2 separate regions of the Homo sapiens genome follow, and region 1 is linked to region 2. Evidence: read pairs that join two places in POLR2A ChIA-PET (ENCODE). Cell type or tissue: Panc1. All regions are shown on one strand.

Region 1 (2,500 bases), 890 kb before region 2:
AGGGCTGTTACTGGAAAGCTTGACTATGAAGCATCCAGAACTGCCCCATTATGAATTGGGTCTTGTCAGACCTATCAAGTCATAAAGTCAGACAGACCCTTTAGTCAGATATAAAGATGGAAATGGTATATTCATGATGAAGCTGAAAGCAGAACCAGAAAACATTAGTACATTGCATGAGCAGGTAGCCCAGATACCCATGTTACCCACTGCAGTTGTAAAAGCACCTCTTCCCTGGAAGACCACCTCAATGTCACACTCCTCCACAACCCAGGAAATTCTATTTATGTTGGGCCAGGTATAGTGGCTCATGCCTGTTTCCCAGCAATTTGGTCGCTTGAGCCCAGGAGTTGGAGACCCGCCTAGGCACCATAGTGAGGCACTGTCACACTCCAAAAAATTAAAGAATTAGCTGGGTGTGATGGCACATGCCTACAGTCCCAGTTACTCAGGAGGCTGAGGTGGGAGGATCCTCTGAGCCCAGGAGTTCAACACTGCAGTGAGCCGTGATCACACACTGCATTCCAGCCTAGGTGACAGAGTGAGATCCTGGTTCAAAAAGAAAAGAAATTGAGGCCCAGAGTGGTGGCTCACGCCTGTAATCCCAGCACTTTAGGAGGCTAAGCCAGGCTGATCACTTAAGGTCAGGGGTTCGAGACTAGCCTGGCCAACATGGTGAAACCCCGTCTCTACTAAAAACATAAAAATCAGCTGGGAGTGGTTGCAGCGCCTGTAATCCCAGCTACTCAGGAGGCTGAGGCAAGAGAATCGCTTGAACCTGGGAGGCAGAGGTTGCAGTGAACTGAGATCACGCCACTGCACTCCAGCCTGGGTGACAGAATGAGACCCCATCTCAAAAAGAATTTGAGCCTTTTCTCCACTGTCACGTCTCTGCCAGTTCCCTGACAAGCACTGGTCATTTGCATATCCTTCTCCTCTATTAATTGAGGCAGTGCCTCTTGCTGCCAGGTGGGGGCAGGGTTGCTCCTTGAACAAACACTCTCCAGACCTCTCTAAGAGCAAAATCATTTGGTAAGGTAGGACAGTCAATGAATTGGCTGAGAAAAGATCATTTAAAAATTTACAGCATTCCCAACATAAAGAGGCAAACTGAAAAAAACTTATAGAGGTAACTAATAAATGTATATTGAGTCCTATTTGTGAATTGTATTCTGCTAGACAATAGAGATAGCAGGATGATTTACCTAGATAAAATCAAACCCCAGGGAGTTGACTGTGGGTGAGAAGGGGTAGTTTAGGCTTGGGGGAGGGGTGGCGATAGGGAGGAAGGGCTTTTTTCCTGTAGAGATGGGGGTTTCATCTTACTATGTTGCCCAGGCTGGTCTCAAACCTCTGGCCTCAAGGGACCCTCTCACCTTCGCCTCCCAAAGTGCTGGGATTACAGGTGTGAGCCATTGGCCCTGTTAGAAGCAGGGCTTTTTTTTTTTTTTTTTTTTTTTTGAGACAGAGTCTCACTCTGTCGCCCAGGCTGGAGTGCAATGGCGTGATCTCAGCTCATCGTTGCGATGAGCTCATCGTTGCCTCCACCTCCCAGGTTCAAGCAATTCTTATGCCTCAGCCTCCCGAGTAGCTGGGATTACAGGCACACTCCAACATGTCCAGCTAATTTTTGTATTTTTAGTAGAGACGGGATTTCACCATGTTGCCCAGGCTGGTCTTGAACTCCTGACCTCAGGTAATCCGCCTGCCTTGGCCTCCCAAAGTGCTGGGATTACAGGTAAGCCACCGCGCCTGGCCTAGCAGCACTTCTTAATGGCTGTATTGATCAATTTGGGCTATAGCTTAAAGACAATGGAGAGGCACTGAACTGATTGTGAGCTGAAGTGGGACCTGACCAGACTTTTTTTTTTTTTTTTTTTTTTTGAGAGAGGTTTTGCTCTTGTTGGCCAGGCTGGAGTGCAGTGGCACGATCTCAGCTCACCGCATCCTCCGCCTTTCTCAAGCGACTCTCCTGCCTCAGCCTCCTGAGTAGCTCGAATTACAGGCATATGCCACCACGCCTGGCTGATTTTGTATTTTTAGTAGAGATGGGGTTTCTCCATGTTGGTCAGGCTGGTCTCGAACTCCCAACCTCAAGTGATCCACACGCCTAGGCCTCCCAACGTGCTGGAATTACAGGCATGAGCCACTGTGCCCGACCGACCAGAGTTTTTATTCGTAAAGATCACTCTGACTACAGTGTGGAGAATGAACTAGAAGGGAAGAAGCCAGAGCCAGGAAGCCAGACTGAGTCTGTTACCTAGGGATTGCTTTGGGAGGCCAAGGCTGGAGAATCACTTGAGCCCAGGAGTTTGAGACCAGCCTGGGCAACACAGCAAGACCTCTGTCTATTCAAAAAGCAAAATAGATTAGCTGGGCACGGTGGCCCATGCCTGTAGTCCCAGCTCAGCCCAGAGGATTGCTTGTGTGCAGGAGTTTGAGGTTACAGTGACCAAGAGTGAAACCCTCTTTTTTTTTTGAGACAGGGCCTCTATTTGTT
Region 2 (2,500 bases):
TGGTCTGAATTTCAAAACTCGAATTTCCTGCTTTACTTCACTTCACTTCAGGGGAAATCCCAGACATTTAAAACATCAGCTCTTCAGTTAAAATACCACGTAACCCATTCTCTCCCAATCCTCATCTATGTCTCCAGCCCTGAGGTTTTTCTTTGTTGCAATCAGCCTGTGGAACGGTTTGGGGTCTGGCCTTTTCACATAGCATTCCTGCACACACACATTCCAGCAACACACTTATTAAACACACTTACTGTATTTAATGGCCATGCGGGGTTCCATCATGTGCCCTGTCCTAGTTTTCAGCTTGTGTTTCAGCCAGTGACTCTACGGCTTTGGGCAAGCCTAACCTTTTTTGGGTCTCACCTTATCTGTAAAACATGATGATTTGGAAGCTCTAACGTCCTTTCCAAAGCCTTAAAATTTGTGGGGGGTCTATGATTTCCTAGCTGTGGATCCTAAATTGTGACTACACAATAACAATCCCTAGAAGAGAAAGGGACCCAACATCTATTGAGAATTCCCCATGCGGCGGGAAGGCACTGAGCGAGGGATAGGTAGGAAAAGTGACACCTAGGCTTGCCAGCAAAAACACCATCAGAGGCCCCCCTGAGTGATCTCAGACCCCTTTGTTCCCAGTCCGGCCTCTGGACTTTGTCCCATTAGGAAATGGGGGGAGGGGGACACTCTCCCTCCCTCCCTCCCTCCCTCCCTCCCTCCCTCCACAGTGAAGCCACAGCCCTCCAGGTCTTATGACTGCTCTTCTCCTCCATGACAAAGCACTTTTTGAGCCCAAGCCCAGCCTAGCAGAGTGCTGAGTCACGGTGGGACAGCAACTCTCCACCGCAACCCCCACCACCGCCCCCTCCTGCTCCAGGATGTGCTGAACCTCCAGAAACCACCGGCTTGGCTCTTCTCTCATCTGAGGTCCCTCCCGCCACTCCTGGCCCTGGGAGGCGGCTGTCCTGGGAGACCAGCCAAACTCTCTGCTGCCTCCAAGTCACGAGGAGCTGAGCTGGAGGGTGGGGGAGGTAGAACCCTGGTCAACAAAGGTCCCAAGACCAGGCCACAGCTTCGGAAGAATCTAAAGGCTTAGACATTGCAGTTCTGACACCTCAAGTTACCAGAAAGTAGGGAACGGACACAAGCAATCATATAAACAATCATAAACACACACACACACTCACACTCCCCCACCAATAGATTTCCCTTCCATTGTTCCCAGCCAGCCTCCTCCCAATGACCTTCTACAGCACAAGCTGTCCCTCAGTCTTGCTGCGATGTTCACTGCAGCTACATGCATGTTTAGCCAAGCATGGAGCCAACACTGATTCAGGAAACCTACTCCCTGCAGCAGACCGACTTCCCTCCAGTGGGTCCGAGAGCTTCATGCTGGCTTTGTCCCCCTGGACATCCCGGAAGCCTGGAAACTCAGCACATCTAGTCCAAAACCAAGCAGGCCTTCCCCAAGGGCTTTCCCCGAAACCTTCATTTCCTCCTGTGCTCCTTGGCTCAGGGAATGGCAGCAGCAGCCAGGCCTACCAAATCATAAAGCTGAGAGATCTCTTACACACTGCCCACCCCTGGCCCCCGACTTTCGCCAATCAGTCTGTTCATTTGATCTTCTCCAGATCTGTCAAATCTGTGTTCTATCTTCTCTGCTCACTAATAACTAAGGCTGCTGCCTCCTGACTGGTGCCCAGCCCTCTAGCCTCACTCTCATCCATCCTCCACATTCAATCATGAATCCATCTGTTCATGCAACAGATACTGGGCACCAAGTAACAAGCAATTTGCAAAAAGCTGGGAGTGCAGAGACAAGACAGAAACAATGCCTGCCTTCCAGGAGCTTACCATCTACAGCACCAGCGCAGGCAATCAAAAGGGTCTCATAAGGCCAGGTGCGGTGGGTCATGCCTGTAATCCCAGCACTTTGGGAGGCCGAGGCAGGTGGATCACTTGAGGTCAGGAGTTCGAGACCAGCCTGGCCAACATGGTGAAACCCCGTCTCTATTAAAAACACAAAAATCAGCCAGGTGTGGTGGTAGGCACCTGTAGTCCCAGCTACTTGGGAGGCTGTGGCAGGAGGATCTCTTGAACCCGGGAGGTGGAGGTTGCAGTGAGCCGAGATCAAGCCACTGCACTCCAGCCTGGGCAACAAGGGCAAAACTCCATCTCAAAAAAAAAGGTGTGACACATACATAGTACTTCATTAAACATACAAATATATATTATAGTTCCTAATCTTCATCACTTACATGAGCTACAAATATCATCCCAATTTGTCATCTCTGTTTTAACCTTGTTTACAACATCTTTTGTCTTACAGCTTTTCATTTTTAAATAGGCAAACCTGCCAACTGTACTTTTACGGCTTCTGACAGCCTCAGAAGAACATTCCCTACCCCAAAATTATAAAAATAATCTTGTATATATTCTTCTCAAAACTTTATACTTTTTTTAAGGCTTGGATTTTTAATCTATCTGGAATGTATTTTTAAAT

Evidence for each region. ChIA-PET counts read pairs that join two places held together with the same protein. Peaks named below come from ENCODE experiments on the same cell type or tissue, not always from the same donor. Only the 100,000 strongest peaks of a DNase experiment are listed, where the experiment ranks them.
Region 1: POLR2A ChIA-PET joins it to region 2 with 11 read pairs; 3 of 35 experiments call an interaction of 5 or more read pairs at or near these places.

The regions. Positions count from the first base shown.
Region 1 is chr11:62,861,295-62,863,794 of GRCh38, reverse strand. It overlaps a transcript of SLC3A2 not described here. Among named protein-coding and RNA genes, the nearest start is that of SNHG1, 6.7 kb to the right of the region's middle. RefSeq lists an enhancer at 1,857-2,500. In Panc1, a CTCF peak has its summit at 970 (motif pointing right); a DNase peak (open chromatin) is centred at 982.
Region 2 is chr11:61,970,362-61,972,861 of GRCh38, reverse strand. No RefSeq gene overlaps it. Among named protein-coding and RNA genes, the nearest start is that of FTH1, 4.0 kb to the right of the region's middle. RefSeq lists enhancers at 1-79, 743-887, 691-985 and cis regulatory regions at 810-820, 740-1,251, 497-1,256. In Panc1, no CTCF peak of the experiment used is centred here; a DNase peak (open chromatin) is centred at 1,021; H3K4me3 peaks cover 317 bases; H3K27ac peaks cover 2,366 bases.